Regions from separate parts of the Homo sapiens genome. Here all the other regions are linked to region 1. The links are chromatin contacts, found by Hi-C or POLR2A ChIA-PET in ENCODE. All regions are on one chromosome and are shown on one strand. Each heading gives the region's core, a stretch centred on a gene start or an enhancer-like site at or near the end of the contact. The rest is flanking DNA. Distances are from core to core; before and after follow the strand shown. Region 1 overlaps APBB2 (amyloid beta precursor protein binding family B member 2). Region 2 overlaps RBM47 (RNA binding motif protein 47). Region 3 has its middle 27 kb from the start of RBM47. Region 4 has its middle 27 kb from the start of NSUN7. Region 5 holds the start of RBM47 (RNA binding motif protein 47). Region 6 has its middle 43 kb from the start of RBM47.

Region 1 (3,124 bases), core at 178-2,677:
ATGAGTCTTGCTCTGTTGCCCAGGCTGGAGTGCAGTGGCGCGATCTCGGCTCACTGCAAGCTCCACCTCCCAGGTTCACGCCATTCTCCTTCCTCAGCCTCCCGAGTAGCTGGGACTACAGGCGCCCGCTACCGTGCCCGGCTAATTTTTTGTAATTTTTAGTAGAGACGGGGCTTCACCATTCACAGGATGGTCTTGATCTTCTGACCTTGTGATCTGCCTGCCTTGGCCTCCCAAAGTGCTGGGATTACAGGTGTGAGCTACCGCGCCCAGCCTCTCCTAGGTGTTTCTTTAAATGTAGATACCTGGGCCCTACCTGTGCCTTACAGACTCAGACGCAGGTAGTGGGTCTCAGGAACCTGCATTTTAACTTCCTCCTCTATGCATCATTTGAGAAGCATGGCTCAGATTCTGACACAGGAACTGCTTTAGTTAGGGCCTTCTGTTGTGTTTGAAGTGCTGTGTTCCTATTATAATGGATACTGATCTGGCTAACATTTAACAAGAATCACAGCCTTAATGAAAAACGTGGAAAACATTTATTTTCTTTTAAAAAATAATATTTTCTTTTGTTTTTGATAGAATCAAGTAGAAGTGGCCAGGCATGATGGCTTATGCTGTAATCCCAGCACTTTGGGAGGTTGAGGCAGGAGGATTGCTTGAGGCCAGGAGTTTGAGACCAGCCTGGGCAACATAATGAGACTTCATCTCTATAAAAAATAAACAAAAAATTAGCTGGGTATGATGGCACGTGCCTGTAGTCCCAGCTACTCAGGAAGCTGAGGTGGGAGGATCTCCTTGAGCCCCGGAGGTCAAGGCTGCAGTGAGCCAAGATCACACCACTGCACTTCAGCCTGGGAGACAAAGGGTAACCCTGTCTCAAAAAACATTTTTGTTAAAAAAAAAAAAAAAAAAAAAAAAGAGAGAAGAGTTCTTAATTGCTCCTGTGCTCCAGAAATTAAACTACTGGAAATCTCTTCTCTTGTTCTTGTCCCTAAAATGGAATTTGTGCCATAAGCTTTACTGCACTATGAACACTGAATATTTAAATCCCAGCTGTGCTATTACTAAATGGATGATTGTGGCTGAGTCACTTAACACCATACGTTTCCTCCTCTGTCAAATAGGGTTAATAATAGTCTCTGCCTTGTGGGGTGGTTGTGATGATTAACTGAAACAAGACATGTGGGGCACAGAACGTAGTGATTGCCATGTAGTAAGGGCTCAGCAAAAATTGGATTTTATAAATATTCTGGTATGGAAAATTAATTCTCCCACTGAAGGAAAAGCACAGAGAGAGAGTAAAAGAGGGACTACGATTGTGTACACAAACAGAAAATAACTTCAGATAAGCAGCAGAGTAGACTAGAACAAGTAGGCAGGAAGACAGTGTTTCACAACGTAGAGATCCTGCACATGGCAGGCCGGCCTATCTCCATCCGGCCCTGTGGTTTGGCTTGTTCGTCATTGCCCATGAGCCTCGGTCTTACTTGAAGGGGTGAGGAAGGTGATGGGTCCTGAGGGTGGTGCAGCTCCCTGGCCTGGACATCGGGGGTCGGTCTTCTGCTCGTGATACTCCTGCTCGCTGGCTTCATACTTCCCGCGTTACTTCCAGGGGTTACCAGCGTTTCCATCCAGTCATTTCACACACCTCATTGAACAATTTTCCAAGTGTTGGTTTGCTCTCTTCCTTACTACATATTAATGAGGTGTCCAAGACTGCTGTTCAGCACGTATCTAAAATGTTGTTTAACTACATCAGAAGGTAAATCTATAGCTGCTGAAGCGAACTAAAAAGCTGTGTCAATCTGGTGCAGTGGCTCACACCTGTAATCCCAGTGCTTTGGGAGGCTGAGGTGGGAGGATAGTTTGAGGCTAGGAGTTTGAGACCAGCATGGGCAACATAGAAAGACCCCCCCCCATCTCTACCAAAAATAAATAAATAAATAAAATTAGCTAAGTGTAGTGCCGTGCACCTTTAGTACCAGCTACTCGGGAGGCTGAGGCAGAGGATGTCACTTGGGCCCAGGTGGTCAAGGCTATAATTATGCCACTGGCTTCCAGCTTGTGCAACAGAGTGAGACCCTGTCTCTTAAAAACAAGCAACAAACAAAAAAGGCAGCTGCATTGATAATCAGTCAGGTAAAGCATCGTCATTTTCACTTTCAAAAAGTTGTTCTGAGTATTAAGTGTTAGCAAAGATGCTTTTCTCTCTGTAGTATTTTTAGCCTTAACAGTTTTCACTCTTAATTTCAGTGTGAGTGTGGTGTGTGTGGTGTCTGTGCGTGAGTGTGAGAGAGAGAGATGGGGAGGAGGAGGGAGAGTGAGAGCAGTGTTCTGATTGTAGAACACCCTCACAGGTAGAATTGTTATAACTTTCTAATTGCAGACCACTCTCATAGAAGATTCTTAAGGAAACCTCAGCCCACCTTCTGAAGGGATGAGACGAGTAGCATCTTCAAGTGAAATGCCCTCTGGGGTCTGAAGGTTCTAAAAAAAATCCTAGAAAACCAAGGAAGATGGTGAATTATGGAAGAACTACCCAGATGATTTTCAAAGCTGTAAATTAACAAGTGTGTCTGTTTTAGGAGGAGGGGGTGAAAAGTCTAGGGTGTGTGTGTGTGTTTTTCTTTCTTCTTTTCTCTGTTCACTTGCCAAAAACAAACAAAAATGACCTCACTTCAGACACAGGGATAAAAGCAGGAGGAAATTGCTATAGTTAGAACACTATAGGTTTTTTTTCCCCCTGTACTTTTTGGATACATATTTTTAAAAAAATAAATAGGATCACTTACTCTGGCCTAGCACAATTTCATCTAAAGTGTTTTGAAAGTTATAGTCTTAATTTTAGGGACAGAATAGGTTATCGTAAGGGGTGTGAGGGTTTTTAAATGCAAGGCATTTTCCAGGGGACTTTTAAAAATCAATACCAGGAAGCAAAATAAAAAATTTAAAAATCAAAACCCAGCAAGGCACGGTGGCTCACACCTGTAATCCTAGCACTTTGGGAGGCCAAGGCAGGCAGATTTCTTGAGCCCAGGAGTTCGAGACCAGCCTGGGCAAAATGGTGAGATCTCATTTCTACAAAAAAAAAAAAAAAAAAAAAAGCAAAACACACACACAC
Region 2 (2,923 bases), core at 367-2,866, 430 kb after region 1:
GTCAACATCCCATCTCTACTGAAAATACAAAAATTAGCTAGGCGTAATGGTGCATGCCTGTAATCCGAGCTACTTATGATGCTGAGGCCGGAGAATCGCTTGAACCCAGGAAGCGGTGGTCGCAGTGAGCCGAGATTGCACCATTGCACTCCAGTCTGGGCAACAAAAGTGAAACTCCGTCTCAAAAAAAAAAAAAAAAAAAAAGACAATGGAAAAATAGTCCCAGAAAGGCTAAGATTTAAGTCCCATCCTGCCTCTTGGGCACTTTATAATAAGATAATCTCTCTGGACCTCAGTCTTCTTTACTGAAAGTGGGTTTAACAGTTCCTTACCAGGCTTGATTGTTGGGAGGTAAAAAACCAGACACATAGTCTCCTTTAATGCAGTTCCTGACACGTAGGCAGTGCTAAGAATGTGGGAAATAGTGAGAGAAAAGGGAATAGCAGCAACTTTTTTTTTTTTTTTTCCGAGAAGGAGTCTTACTTTTTGCCCAGGCTGAAGTGCAGTGGCGCGTTCTCGGCTCACTGCAACCTCCACTTCTGTGTGCAAGTGATTCTCCTGCCTCAGCCTCCTGAGTAGCTGGGATTACAGGCGCCTGCCACCATGCCTGGGTAATTTTTTGTATTTTTAGTAGAAACGGGGTTTCACCATTTTGGCCAGGCTGGTCTTGAACTCCTGACCTCGTAATCCACCTGCCTTGGCCTCCCAAAGTGCTGGGATTACAGGCATGAGCCACCACGCCCAGCCTAGCAGCAACTTTTTAGTTATGGTGGTCAGCAGTCAAAGAGGGCATAGATGGCTGCATCATACAAAATAGATGAAAACTTCGAATGTATGACTAGGCAGGAGAGGGTCGGGGAGGTCACCTCCTGGCTTCCCCTGGACTGGCAAGTGACCAAAGGCTGGCACTGCCGGGAGCAGGGAGAGCCGAGGTGTCCTCATTCAATCCAAGGAATTGGTTGTATTGTGAGCTCTGGTTAGATTTTTTTTTTAAATGCACCTGGCAAGGTTGCTTTGAACTCTTGATCATCCAAGAGTGGTAAGAAAGTGCTGGGCCATGCACATGCTCATTCCTCAAACACCTGTGCCTTGGCAAAGTGGAGATAACCAAAAGTCTGAACTTCCATACTCTTGTGTTTTAAAATCAGAACCTTAGGCAGCACAGAAAGCATTTTAAGAGTTTTCTGCACTTTTCATGGAGTGGAGTTAGATTTTGCAGGTGATACCAGTGAAACCTTTAACTGTCAGTGACCCTGGCCATGTTAGGAAATTCCTGACAACTGTCAGACCTCTGTGGGTCAAAACTCAGCTTGGCTGCGTTTTGACAACACTGTTTTGCTGACCAGGCTGGTGTTTAACTATTGTGCCAGGGTCAGGATGGAAAAATAAGAGAGTAATATCAAGAAAGTGAGCGCGTGGTTATGGGTGAGTGATTCTCAGACCTACTTGCTAATCTCTCTAACAGCTATCTGGCTAGTGCAAGTAATTTGGCCAAAATTTTAAAAAAGGTAAACACTAGAAATGGCTTGTAATGTACAGATTTGAAGGAACAGTGACTTATCTATTTCATTTGCAGTTTGTTGTGCTTGAGAGTCAAGGCTGGGGCATATTATGTGCTGCCAACAGGAATCAGAAGTTGAGAAATCAGGAACAAGTGTTCTTTCTACCCTCTAATAAAGGGCCTGACTTCGCAAAAACAACAATAATCCTATTTTTGCACCACCAAGAGTCTTCCCGATTTGGGTGGGACCTTAGAGGATGGTGGAGGGGATATTTCATGAAACTCAAAAAATATTTGCTGAATCAAGATTTTCTCTACCCTGGTGTTGGTCACCCACAGGAACAAAGATAGAATCTTTTATATTTAAACAACACCTCAGTTTTTCTTCCTTAACAGTCTTATTTTTAAAAAATTTAGATAAGATCTCCAATGTTTGCTTCAGGCTTTCTCACTTGACATTATCTTGGACTTTGGGGCTTGAGGGAGAAAATGCAGCTTCTCTGTATAGTTTCTGAAATGATGCTTGCATACCCATGTCACTTGATTCGTTATTGTAGAAATAACACCCACATTATGGGCTAGCCATATCGTATTCTGTGTTTGTCACCTGTAATTGTTTGAGAAACACAGCCTGATTTCATGTTAGACTCACTTGAAAAATATTTATTAGGCTCTCTCCTTCTATTTGCCAGAAATAGAGGCAAAGGCTGCTTTTCCATATAATCCAAACTAGCTTATATTCTGTCTTGGTGAAGTAGCCTCTAAAGAAAAAACCATTACTGAGGGGCAAATGCTATCTATGTCATGGTAATATACCTTGTAATAGGGATAAATACCTTGTAATAGGGATAAAATAAAGGCTGGATCTGCCCTATTCACCACAATCACTAGCACAGTGCTTGGAACATAGGAGGGGCTTAGTACACATTTCTTTTTTGAGACGGAGTCTCACTCTGTCACCCAGGCTGGAGTGCAGTGGCGAAATCTTGGCTCACTTCTACCTCCGCCTCCTGGGTTCAAGTGATTCTTCTACCTCAGTCTCCCAAGTAACTGGGATTACAGGCGCCTGCCACCACGCCCGGCTAATTTTTTTTTTTTTTTTTTAGACAGAGTTTGACTCTGTCGACCAGGCTGGAGTGCTGTGGCACGATCTCGGCCCACTACAACCTCTGCCTCCCGAGTTCAAGCAATTCTCCTGCCTCAGCCTCCCAATTAGCTGGAACTACAGGTGTCCACCACCACACCTGGCTAATTTTTGTATTTTTAGTAGAGATGGGGTTTCACCATGTTGGCCAGGCTAGTCTTGAACTCCTGACCTCAGGTTATTTGCCAACCTCAGCCTCCCAAAGTGCTGGGATTACAAGCATGAGCCACCATGTCTGGCCCATTTTTTTTTTTTTTTTTTTGTAGTTTTAATAGAGA
Region 3 (2,846 bases), core at 55-2,554, 340 kb after region 1:
ATCTGGATAGAAATATTATTTTCTATGTCCACAATTTAAGCACTCTATACATAACAACTCATGAATCTTTACAGATATTCTCCCATATAGCTTGGTGCATACGAATGTGATATTGAAGTCTGTATGTGTCAAAGTAAAAATTATTGTGGGAAGCCTGAGCACGGTGGCTCATGCCTCTAATCCCAACACTTTGGGAGGCCAAGGTGGGTGGATTACTCGAGGCCTGGAGTTCAAGACCAGCCTGGCCAACATGGTGAAACCCAGTCTCTACTAAAAATACAAAAATTACCAGCCTGGCCAACATGGCGAAACCCCATCTCTACTAAAAACGCAAAAATTATCACCCTGGCCAACATGGTGAAACCCCATCTCTACTAAAAATACAAAAATTACCAGCCTGACCAACATTGTGAAACCCCGTCTCTACTAAAAATACAAAAATTAGCCAGACATGGTGGCAGGCGCCTGTAATCCCAGTTACTCGGGAGGCTGAAACAGGAGAATTGCTTGAACCCTGGGAGGTGGAGGCTGCAGTAAGCCGAGATTGCACTAGTGTACTCCAGTCTGGGTGACAGAGTGAGACTCTGCCTAAAAAAAAAAAAAGATTGTGGGAGCACTAAAGGTGGAAGGATGGGGAAGGCAGCAGCACTGTGAAGAGAAAACTGTTATGGAAAGCGGGAGATTCATGTTTTGCTTGAGCCACTGATGAGTTCTCTGGCCTTCAGAGTAGTTCTCTGAGACTTTGTTTTCCTCACCTGTGAAATGGAAGCATTTGGCCAGATAAGTTCTAAAGTCCCTAACATGTTTGAAAAGTGCTAGGACTTTTTTTTTTTTTTTTTTTTAAGACAGGGTCTCGCTCTGTCACCCAGGCTGGAGTGCAGTGGCACAATCACAGCTCACTGAAGCCTCGAACTTCCTGTGCTCAGATGATTCTCCCACCTGAGCCTCCGGAGTAGCTGGGAAAATAGGCACACGCTATCATGCCCGGCTAATTTTCAATGTTTTCGTAGAGATGGGGTTTCACCATGTTGCCGGAGCCATTCTTGACTGAACTCCTGAGCTCAAGCGACCCACCAGCCTCGGCCTCCCAAAATGCTGGCATTACAGGCGTGAGCCACCATGCCCAGCCTGAAAAGTGCCATGACTTTTTAAGGGAATTTAAGAGATTAACGTAATTAGCAGGGCAGGAGGAGGGCTCCCCAGATGAGTATTGATACCTCAGTGGGACCAAGACTCCCACACTGACTGTGCCACCTGTTTGAGTGGTCTGATTACCCACATCCTCTTTTGAAGGAGCTATGCCCCATCCCTTTGCACGGAGACTCAGTTTCAAGTTAACGTGATCCAGTTCTAAAAGGCCAAAGAGATTCTTTGCTGGCCTTGATACTCATAGGAACATTTTGCCACCTATTTTATTCTGATCACAACCCAGAATTCCTGCACTGATAGATTACTGAGTCTTTTGATTTATTTTTTTGCAGAAGTAAAATCTGGCAGCTAGTAATCTGGTTATTTTCTGATCCTTGTGGCCAGATGGCACTTTCGATGTTAAAACTGTTCAGAGAAAGAGGTTTCACAATGTTCTATACCTTCTCTGCACTGTTTCTCACATATCCACATTTTTGATGATGCAAACTTTTTTCTGAGCCCAGAAACTTAGACATTCAATGATGAAAACTGATGCCGGAAGCTCCCAATGTCTGGTTAGCCAGGGATCATCCTCCAAACCCTGTTTGATTAGACATTCGATACAATGATTTATAGTTCCTGTTTAGATATTCACTTTGATGATGAGCATTTAAAACTTTTTCCATTACAGTTGTTATTACTGCATGATAACCATTATTGTTGCATTAATAATGAATATCGTATAGAACACTTGCATATTGTCATTTGCAGAGTATCCTTTTATATTTGCCTTTTTTGGGCCGAGCACACTGACTCATGTCTGTAATCCCTGCACTTTGTGATGCCAAAGTGTGAGGATCTCTTGAGGCCAGGAGTTAGAGGCCAGCCTGGGCAACAGTGAGAACCCATCTTTATCTATAAAAAAAATTACCGGCCAGGCCCAAATAAAGCAAATTTAAAAAGATACTCTGCGAATGACAATATACAAGTGTTCTATACAATATTCATTATTAATGCAACAATAATGGTTATCATGCAGTGGCTCAGGCCTGTAATCCCAGCACATTGGAGGCTGAGGCGGGCAGATAGAGGTCTGGAGCTCAAGACCAGCCTGGATGATATGGCAAAACCCTGTCTCTACCAAAAATACAAAAAATTAGCTGGGTGTGGTGGCACGCACCTATGGTCCCAGTTACTTGGGAGGGTAAGATAGGAGAATCCCTTGAACCCAGGGAGCAGAGGTTGCAGTGAGCTGAGATCGCACCACTGCACTCCAGCCTGGGCGACAGACAGACGGGGAGACCTTGTCTCAAAAAAAAAAAAAAAAAATTCTACCCAAGCCTTTCCACTGTTTTTTTTTTTTTTTTTTTTTTTTTTGAGATGGAGTTTTGCTCTTGTTGTCCAGGTTGGAGTGCAATGGCGTGATCTTGGCTCACTGCAACCTCTGCCTCCCGGGTTCAAGCAATTCTCCTGCCTCAGCCTCCCGAGTAGCTGGGATTACAGACATGTGCCACCATGTCTGGCTAATTTTATATTTTTAGTAGAGATGGGGCTTCTTCCTGTTGGTCAGGCTGGTCTTGAACTCCTGACCTCAAGTGATCCGCCTGCCTCAGCCTCCCAAAGTGCTAGGATTACAAGGGTGAGCTACCGTGTCCAGCCTCCACTGTTCTTTTGGGTGCCCTTGCCACCCAAAATAACTCTTTTAGTGCAATACAAGT
Region 4 (3,149 bases), core at 455-2,954, 270 kb after region 1:
GAAGAGGTTTCACCATGTGGGCCAGGCTGGTCTCAAACTCCTGACCTCAGATGATCCACCCACTTCAGCCTCCCAAAGTGCTGGAATTAGAAGCGTGAGCCACCACACCTGGCCTATTTATTCATTTATTTAAAAAAAATTTTTTTTTTAAGTAAGACAGGTTTTAAAATGTTGACTTGCCCCTGGCACAGTGGCTGACATCTGTAATCCCAGCACTTTGGGAGGCCGAGGCGGGAGGATCACTTGAGCTCAGGAGTTCAAGACCAGCCTGGGTGATATGGTGAAACCCCATTTCTACAAATACAGAAAAATTAGCTGGGTCCGGTGGTGCGTGCCTGTGGTCCCAGCTATTCAGGAGGCTGAAGTGGAAGGCTGGCTTGAGTCCTGGAACTGGAGATCGCAGTGAGCCAAGATTGTGCCACTGCACTCCAGACTGAGTGACAGAGTGAGACCCTGTCTCAAAAGTTGACTTGCCATAATCCAAGTTCCTTGAAATCAGAGTGGAAGAAACTCATATTTAGAGAATAGGGAAGAGTGTAGGCTGGAAGGCAGGGACTTGAGGAACTGGTCATGGCAGTCATGGAAGGTTCCTCAGAGCATACTGAGAGGTTTTGCTTCCTGCCACAGAAACTGACATTCCTGTAAGTGGAAATTCTATGAATTGACCAGAACCATAAATGAGAAGCTGAATAAGGCAAAGTTTTATATGACTGTCAAGCAATTAAAACTACAGGTCAGGCTGGGTTCGGCGGCTCATGCCTGTAATCCCAGCACTTTGGGAGGCCGAGGCAGGTGGATCATCTGAGGTTAGGAGTTCGAGACCAGCCTGACCAACATGGAAAAACCCTGTCTCTACTAAAAATACAAAATCAGCCGAGCGTGGTGGCATGTGCCTGTAATTCCAGCTACTCTGGAGGCTGAGGCAGGAGAATCATTTGAACCCAGGAGGCAGAGTTTGCGGTGAGCCGAGATCACACCATTGCACTCTGGGCAACAAGAGCGAAACACAATCTCAAAAAAGAAAAAAAACAAAACCAAAAAAAACCCCTGCAGGTCATCTGGCTTGGGCCCTTGAATGAGTAGGCATCCTTTCAAAGTTAAGGAAATAAGGCACAAAAAAGTTTAATAATTGGCACTTAATTACTAACTCAATATTCTTATTTTAAAAGTTAATAGTAGGTCTAGGCTCAGTATTTCCCACTGGCAACTTGCTGAGGGAGGTTGAATTCCATAGAGACAGTAAATTGGTGATTGATTGCCAGGGGCTGCAGGGGGTAGAATGAGGATGGAGTTATTGATTTAAATCAATGGGGATACAGGGGTGAAGAGAATAGACAAGGTCCCAGTCCTTATGGAGGTTAGTGTTTATCAGGGAGACAGACAAGTTAAACAAACATTGCAGGAGGTGGAGGGGGCTGGGTCAGCGGCACTTATGCAGGAAGTAATTTCTAAGAAGCAGTAAGTAATGTCTAAGAAGCAGTAAGTTACGGTAAGAGAGATTATGAATATAATTTACTTCCTGTCTCTATTCACCAGGAAGTAAATTATGGTGTTCTTGGCAAAGTAAACAGTATAGTTAAAGGCCCACAGATGAAACAGCACATGGTATGCTTAGGGAACTGAAAAAAGTTTAGATCAGTGGAAATGCGGTGGGGAGCAGGAAGAGGCAGATGAGGGTCAGACCACTCATGTGACAAAACAAAGGGGAACCATCAGAAGCTGTTGAAGAGGCAAATGACATGATCACATTTGCGTTTTTGAGACATCACTGCAGAATGTAGGATGGATTGGGGTGAGGCAAGGCTGGAAGTGGAAAGACCGGTTAGGAGACCAGGAAGGATAACCTTGGTGAGAGGTAGTGTGCCTGAACCAGGGTGGTAACCCTGAGGATGATGAGAGGTAGACAGGAGTAAGAGATGTGAAGTTGAATCAGCAGGACTTAGTGATTAATTGGAATGAGGTATCAGAGAAAAGGAATCAAGGTTCTGGCATGGGCAACTTGGGGCCCTTCACTGTTCCAGGAGCACAGAAAGGGAGGCGATTTGGGGAGCTTTCAGTTTAGAAATGTTACGATCATGATACTTCCAAAGATATTCAAACAAATATGCCTACTAGATGCAAAGACTTGGCCTGGAACCATCACTAGTCATCCACCTGGGGATGGTAATTGTAGCCATGGGAGGAGATCAGATCCAGGGAAAGTAGAATGAAAAGAGAAGGGATCTCTTATCTTTTGGTAGAACCATGGGGAAACACTAACAAGTCAGAGAAAGACAGAAGGGAGGAGCCAGAAAAGGAAACAGAGGTGAGGCCAAGAGGAATGAGGAGAATCGTAGGATCATCGAGTCACAGAGGCCAAGGAAAGAAGTGGTCAAATGTGTCAGCTGCTAAAGAGAGGTCAGTAGAGCAAGGACTGAAATTTGCTATTGAATTTAGTAACAAGGAAGTTGTTAGTAACTTAGGAGATTTCAGTGGAAACCCAGATTTCAGTAAGCAGATGAGTAAGTCAGGCAGTGGAAACCATTCTTTTATGAAGTAGATCTGTGACATAACCAGAGGGAAATGTGGAGTCAAATAGAGTTGGTTCTTAAAACAAACAAATAGAAAAGGTGGGACAGGGTTAACTAAGTTTAAATGAGAAAAAGAAGTCAGTCAGTAAAAAAGGGGGAGGTTCAGGGCCAGGCATGGTGAGTCACACCTGTAATCCCAGCACTTCAGGAGGCCGAGGCGAGCGGATCACTTGAGGTCAGGAGTTCGAGACCAGCTTGGCCAACATGGTGAAAACCCGTCTCTACTAAAAATACAAAAATTAGCCGGGCATGGTGGCAGGCACCTGTAATCCCAGCTACTTGGGAGGCTGAGACACGAGAATCACTTGAACCTGGAAGGCGAACTTTGCAGTGAGCTGAGATTGTGCCACTGCACTCCGGCCTGGGCGACAGAGCCAGGCTCTGTAAAAAAAAAAAAAAAAAAAAAAAAAGAGGTTAGGGGGAAGTAGAAGATACAAGAAAAAAGGATTTTAATTGATAGAACAAGATACCATAGAAGGCAGATCATTTGCTTTAGATAGGAGGAGAATAGGAGAGACCTCTCTCCTATTGTAACAGATGTGGGAAGGAGGATAGGATGCCTTGGATCCATTTAAGTTT
Region 5 (2,952 bases), core at 308-2,807, 360 kb after region 1:
CGTTAGTGAGCTTCATGGAATGCAGGCAAATTTATCTCCATTTCTGTTGTCAATCTTGTAACTTTTAAGTGAGATGAAATTCAGTTGGCTACCCTTTACAGGGACTTTATTTCCCATTGTATTCAAGACTGTCAGCAATGAATATAAACTGTTTGTAAAAATCCCATCGTTAGAATCTTCCAGAAACTGAGGCTGGGAGAGATTAAATATCTTGCTCATGGCCTCACAGCTGGTGAGTGGCAATGCTGGTGCTACAGCCCATGTCTAACTCTGACCACACACTCTTCTTCAGAAAAAAGCCATAATGTAAATAATAATAAGAAGAATAACAACAACAATAACGGCAGCTAACACTGTGTGCTAGGCACCGTTCTAAGCTCTTTGCATGTGTTAACTCAACCAGCAAAGAACCATTTTTGGAACATTCTTTCACTAAAGTAGCCCGGTATTTTTTTCTTTCCCCTCAGCTGAATGACACTGCAACCCGAAATCACAACTCTGTTTTAGGTTCCTGGTGGTGCCTGCTTCCTCTTCTAGTTTGTTTAGTCACAGAATTCGATTCCTGTTGGCCCATTCCGCGCCTACAAACAGGCTTAGCGCTCCACTGAAATGCGGGAGGCTCCTTAACTCTTGTATAAACAGGTAAGGCGGAGGGGGTGGGGCGCGGATTGCGGACATCTGGGTTTCTTGGGAATTGGGATGGGGTGGGGGTTCGAGCCAACTCCCCAGAGAGCAGGCAAGGTGAAGCGAGGGCTTGGCTGCTGTTTCTAAATGCAGTGTTTTTTTGTTCCCTTTCTAGAAACCCTCCGTAACTCTAGGTCAGAGCGCACTAAAATGAGCCACTTCTGAACGAGCAGCGCCCAGGCCCCAGGCCCTGCTGCGAAGGCCCCGGCAAAGGTCAGGGCCCCGTCCGCGTGACGCTCCTGCCTGCGCGCGGCCAAGCCATGCTCGGCCCCAGGTAAGGACGCCCCGGGAGCTCGCCCCGGGAGCTCTCCCCGGGCACGCGGGGGTCGCAGAGATCCCACCTCGTCCAGCGACTTGTTTATGGGGGGAAGAAGGGGAGCGGGGCGGTTCCGATCGGCTTGAAATTCAGCAGCAGGTTCCTAATTTCTCCAACGTGGTTCTGGCTGGGTTTCTCGGAGCAGCCCGAAGGGGGCCGAGCGTCTGACTCGGACAGATGCCCCCAGGTGGAGCAGGTGCCACTTCTGGGTGTCTGAAAGGCATGTGACTTTTGGGGCGGGGAGAGAAGTCCGTCTGGTCAAGTCCCCCAATCTCTGCCATCAAGGCCGATTTTCTTTGAACCTTCAGCAAAGGTATCTGCGCTCCTAAAAAACAACAGGAATGTGGCACTGGCCTTTAGCCAGGGGAGGCTCAGCCAGCAGGATAAAATTTCAGGGCAGATTTACGGGAAGTTGCCGGTGTTGGGAGTAAAAATCTGGTTTGGTGAGTTTAAGGGAAGGGAGTAGACGAGAGACAACCTTGCTACTGTGAGGCGGATGGCCTCGGCAGGGGGCGGGCGGCGGGAGGAGAGAGGGAGGGAACCGGGAAGGGCCCGCAGACTAGACGCTGAGCGCTCCCGTGCGCAGCGCCCCACGCAGCCGGGACGCGGCGCCGCTCTGCGGGTGGAACCGCCGCGCGCTCCCGGCCTCGGGAGCTGAGCCCGAGAGAACTTCGCTGCCTTCGGGTCGCCGCTCCCGCTTTCCACTGTGGAATGTGCAGCTTGGGATAGAGAGAAACCAGGGTTTGGGGAGCGGTCCTCCTGGAGACTTTCTCTCTGCAAGTCTCCAAGGTTAAGCAATTCTGACCCACTGGAATTCCCAGAGCCTGGGAGTTAAGCCTAAAACGCTCTGTTGCTTTAAGCGGCGCGGTGGGGAGTCGCTGGACACTCCTTATTTTGGTTTTACATTAAAAAGAAGGCGGACGAGAAGATGTTGTAGGTGACTTCCTAGCTGTGTTAAGTTGCTCCTGGGCTGTGAATGGTGTTAATTTCTGAAGTGGGCGGCTCCAAAAACTTAACAAGGAAAGGTAAGGTGGTTTTTGGTAGTCCTTCTAACTATTGTCCCTTAATCTTACATTTGGGTCCCAATTTTTGAAGTGTATATTTTTTTCTTATTCTTCTCTCTTTAGCTCTTATCCCTCATGCTATCACTCATCTTCTGTCTCTTGGTATATTTAGTGGGAAATAAAGGGTTTATAAAACGGTTTTAAAAGGGTCAACCTCTGGGAAGGCAGATAATCATATACAGTCAGTCCCATCGTGTTTCCTGTAGTGATGAATCTTTTCCCATAAAAGAAACTGATTTTTTTTTTTCACTCTTGAAAATACATGATTGGACCGCCCAGAAGCACAGGTGACTTTAGACTCAGATTATTACAGTGAGACTGAGGAAGCGTCCTGGACAGGAGGCATCTCATTTAAGTGTTAACCAAGGCAGAGGGGGGTCTTCCTGCAGTAATTTACGTCTGAAAGTAACACTCGGTAGAGGTGTAGTTGTTTCAAATTAAAAATTCAGCCTGTAGAAAAGGGTAGGACTGACGAATTATGACATCTGACAAATTAGCAGTTGACCGGATATTTAAGAAATCAGATAAAATAAATGGAAGTGGAATTTTTCAAATAAATGACTCATTTTTTAATTAGGTAAAAGTTCAGCCACTCTTGGGTACTGTCCCAAGGCATAAGTGATAGGAAGATACCATCTTCAAGGTACTTACAGGCCATTACCGACCTGAACTAAAAATCAAACCTTTTTTTTTTATCTGGTGGTATTTTAATGACTCACTGTTTTCTTTAGCAGGAATATAGATTTTAAAATGTATTCTTTAAAAGTTTTAAGGCAAGGTCATACGAATTTCTCAGGGGAGGGAAAGCAAAGGGTTGACAACCCAACATGAAGGAGTTGCCGAAGTTTTGAGCTCAAAAGGTTGGCAATTAGATCCAGAGCATTTGAG
Region 6 (2,809 bases), core at 71-2,570, 320 kb after region 1:
CCAGTTCAAGCTATTCTCTTGCCTCAACCTCCTGAGTAACTGGGATTACAGGCACACGCCACCACGCCTGGCTAATTTTGTATTTTTAGTAGAGACAGGGTTTCTCCATGTTGGTCAGGCTGGTCTTGAACTCCCGACCTCAGGTGATCCGCCTGCCTCGGCCTCCCAAAGTGTTGGGATTATAGGCATGAGCCACAGCCCTGGCACCGGAGTCTGGTCTTATACTTGATTCACTGAGTAGCTCAGTTACTTAGTTGCTCCCTGCATCAAAGAGGCTCTTATAGTAATAGCAGCTATTAGCAGCTGGCAACTATTTTACACACATACATCATCTCTAATTTTCAAAAGAGTTCTGCAAGGAAGGCATTTGTTGTAGGCAGAATGTCTAAAATGGACCCTAAAGATGTCCTTTATCTCTGGAACCTGTGAATATGATGAGATTTCACTCTGATGATTATATTATGTTGTATGGCACAGTTGACCTTAAGAAAGAGTGATTATCTGGGTGAACATGAGCTGCTAAAGCAGAAAGCGGCAGGCATGGTGGCCCATGCCTGTAATCCCAGCACTTTGGGAGGTCAAGGCAAGAGGATCACTTGAGCCCAGGAGTTTAAAATCAGCCTGGGCAACATAGCGAGATCCCCACTCTACAAAATAAATAAGTAGATAAAAAAAAGAATAAAAGCAGAGAGCTTTCTCTGGCTGAGAGCAGAAGTCAGATGTTTTCCAAGTGTCAGAAGGGTTAGGTGTGTAGTTGCTGCTTTGGAATAGAGGGTCACTGTGGAGGAAGGGGGCAGGCTTAAGGAGCTGAGAAATGGCCTCTGCTGACAGCCAGTGAGGAAACAAGGCCTCGGTCCCACAACTGCAGGAACCTACATTCTGCTGACAACAGGGATGAGCTTGGAGGAAGACCCTGAGCTCTAGGTGAGGACACGGACAACCAACATCTTGATTTCAGCGTTTCAAGGCTCTTAGCAGAAAACCTGGTTACGCCATCTGGGGCCTCTGGCCTACAGCACTGTGAAATGATGAGTGGGAGTAGCTCTTACCCTCTAGATCTGTGCTAATTTATTACACAGCAGTAGAAAACTAATAAAGCATTCATACCCTCCTCCTGCAGAGGAGGAAACTGAGGTTCAAGGAAGTTTAGTAAATGTGGTGAAAACTATCTTGAGAATGTGGTTAGGGCAGGATTTGATGCAGGCAGACAGACCTACCCACGTCACCATTCAGTAATGTGTTAACCAACCAAGATCCACAGGATGCAAAAGGAATAAAGCTCTTGATAGAGGGAAGGATGACTCAGCTTTCTACTCAGTTTTAGAATGACTCGGATTCTTATTTACTATTGGCTGAACAATGGCTTGGGTTTCTGCAAGGATCTTGATCTGTGGGAGTGGCTCCCACGTATCTGCTCTGTTGAGATGTATTAGCTTGTCTCCTTTTTTCGCTACAAGCATTAGATGACTGATTTCCAAACGAGTGAAGCTGAATGGATTTAGCCAGATTAACATTCTAACAGCAAGAAACAGGGGAAGAAAAGGCAAATCCTGGGGCGCTTTGTTAACACACGGAATCACTCACACAAACATACTCAGGAAAAGCCTTCTCTCCGAGGCCTAGCTTTGTAGATATTCAGCTTCCTGAAGACACGCCAGTTTTAAAAGGAGGAGTTCCAAAGAGCACTTACCATCAGGACCTGGCCCCAGCTCTTCATGTGACCTTTCCTTCCTCTTTCCGGCTCACTCCACTCCAGCCGCAGGACCTCTGGACCCTCCCTTGAGTTATGCTAAACTCCTGCCTGCCTTGGGCCACTGTGCCTCTGTTCTCTTTGGCGTGGAATATTCTTTCTCTAGTTCATGTCGTTAATTCACTCAGATCTCTGCTCAAGTGGCATCTGACTGGAGTGTCTTTCCCTGACCAACTTATTTAAAGCAGCGCTGTTCCCTGCCCGTCACTGTCTCCTTATCCTGCTTTATTCTTTTTTTTTTTTTTTTTTTGAAGAGGGGGTCTTGCCCTGTCTCCCGGGCTGGGGTGCAGTGGCACGATCTCGGCTCACTGCAACCTTCACCTCCCAGGTTCGAGCGATTCTCGCGTCTCAGCCTCCCAAGTTGCTGGGACTACAGGTACGTGCCACCATGCCTGGCTAATTTTTGTATTTTTAGTAGAGATAGGGTTTCACCATGTTGGCCAGGCTGGTCTCGAACTCGTGACCTCAGGTGATTCACCCACCTTGGCCTCCCAAAGTGCTGAGATTACAGGCGTGAGCCACCGCGCCGGCCCCTGCTTTATTCTTCTTCATAGCACTTTGGCTACCTGATATGCCTCAGATGTACAAATATGTTTATTTGTTTGTCATTGCCTTTCTCCCGCATGAGGTTTTGTTTTATTCATTGCTGTATTCCCAGTATCCACAATAATTTACAGCACATAGTAGGGAATCAAATATTTGTTGAATGAATTAATGAATCAAGAACAAAAGCACTGCATCTGTTAAATGATTTGGCATTCCTGAGCTATTTCTGCACCTAATCTCTCTCTCTCTCTCAGGGGTATTTGCTAATGGGTCTAATATGGGAAAGATACTTAATTCCATGGTTGTACAAAATCTAGAATACAGAAGATTAAAACCTGGAGACAAGGCCGGGTGCAGTGGCTCAAGCCTGTAATCCCAGCACTTTGGGAGACTGAGGTGGGCAGATCATCTGAGGTCGGGAGTTCAAGATCAGCCTGACCAACATGGAGAAACTCCATCTCTACTAAAAATACAAAATTAGCCAGGCATTGTGGCACACGCCTGTAATCTCAG

What was found. Hi-C counts contacts between places; a loop is a spot of excess contacts on that map. ChIA-PET counts read pairs that join two places held with the same protein, here RNA polymerase II (POLR2A). Pooled maps may share reads with other maps.
Region 2: a loop to region 1 is called in a pooled map, with 4 times the contacts of the local background. The contact joins two enhancer-like sites. A Hi-C loop is called at or near these places in 1 of 168 maps with a recorded cell type or tissue (OCI-LY7), 6 of 37 single-sample maps with no recorded cell type and 5 of 50 pooled maps. POLR2A ChIA-PET finds 5 or more read pairs at or near these places in 1 of 52 experiments (naive thymus-derived CD8-positive, alpha-beta T cell).
Region 3: a map of OCI-LY7 shows a loop between it and region 1 (5-fold over the local background). The contact joins two enhancer-like sites. A Hi-C loop is called at or near these places in 1 of 168 maps with a recorded cell type or tissue (OCI-LY7), 3 of 37 single-sample maps with no recorded cell type and 6 of 50 pooled maps. POLR2A ChIA-PET finds 5 or more read pairs at or near these places in 1 of 52 experiments (T-cell).
Region 4: a map with no recorded cell type shows a loop between it and region 1 (9-fold over the local background). The contact joins two enhancer-like sites. A Hi-C loop is called at or near these places in 4 of 37 single-sample maps with no recorded cell type and 4 of 50 pooled maps. POLR2A ChIA-PET finds 5 or more read pairs at or near these places in 2 of 52 experiments (OCI-LY7 and activated naive CD4-positive, alpha-beta T cell).
Region 5: a pooled map shows a loop between it and region 1 (4-fold over the local background). The contact joins the promoter of RBM47 here to the enhancer-like site in region 1. A Hi-C loop is called at or near these places in 5 of 37 single-sample maps with no recorded cell type and 4 of 50 pooled maps.
Region 6: a loop to region 1 is called in a pooled map, with 4 times the contacts of the local background. The contact joins two enhancer-like sites. A Hi-C loop is called at or near these places in 1 of 37 single-sample maps with no recorded cell type and 4 of 50 pooled maps. POLR2A ChIA-PET finds 5 or more read pairs at or near these places in 2 of 52 experiments (GM12878 and MCF 10A).

The regions. Positions count from the first base shown.
Region 1 is chr4:40,991,159-40,994,282 of GRCh38, reverse strand. All of the region lies in intron 6 of APBB2 (amyloid beta precursor protein binding family B member 2), which reads left to right. Among named protein-coding and RNA genes, the nearest start is that of APBB2, 220 kb to the left of the region's middle. RefSeq lists a silencer at 3,101-3,124. Within about 2 kb of position 1,427, at least 9 of the 41 ENCODE cell types and tissues checked have a DNase peak (open chromatin) inside an H3K27ac peak, as active enhancers do; they include GM12878 and OCI-LY7, where a contact is called at or near this core.
Region 2 is chr4:40,558,509-40,561,431 of GRCh38, reverse strand. The region is part of intron 1 of RBM47 (RNA binding motif protein 47); the gene reads left to right. Among named protein-coding and RNA genes, the nearest start is that of MIR4802, 58 kb to the right of the region's middle. Within about 2 kb of position 1,616, at least 5 of the 41 ENCODE cell types and tissues checked have a DNase peak (open chromatin) inside an H3K27ac peak, as active enhancers do; they include OCI-LY7, where a contact is called at or near this core.
Region 3 is chr4:40,655,014-40,657,859 of GRCh38, reverse strand. No RefSeq gene overlaps it. Among named protein-coding and RNA genes, the nearest start is that of RBM47, 27 kb to the right of the region's middle. Within about 2 kb of position 1,304, at least 3 of the 41 ENCODE cell types and tissues checked have a DNase peak (open chromatin) inside an H3K27ac peak, as active enhancers do; they include OCI-LY7, where a contact is called at or near this core.
Region 4 is chr4:40,721,331-40,724,479 of GRCh38, reverse strand. No RefSeq gene overlaps it. Among named protein-coding and RNA genes, the nearest start is that of NSUN7, 27 kb to the left of the region's middle. Within about 2 kb of position 1,704, at least 12 of the 41 ENCODE cell types and tissues checked have a DNase peak (open chromatin) inside an H3K27ac peak, as active enhancers do.
Region 5 is chr4:40,628,469-40,631,420 of GRCh38, reverse strand. RBM47 (RNA binding motif protein 47) reads left to right here and starts at 1,557. Exons shown (of 7, transcript NM_001098634.2): 1 at 1,557-2,025. RefSeq lists enhancers at 1,694-1,763, 946-1,823, 1,824-2,700.
Region 6 is chr4:40,671,567-40,674,375 of GRCh38, reverse strand. No RefSeq gene overlaps it. Among named protein-coding and RNA genes, the nearest start is that of RBM47, 43 kb to the right of the region's middle. RefSeq lists an enhancer at 895-2,094. Within about 2 kb of position 1,320, at least 13 of the 41 ENCODE cell types and tissues checked have a DNase peak (open chromatin) inside an H3K27ac peak, as active enhancers do; they include GM12878, where a contact is called at or near this core.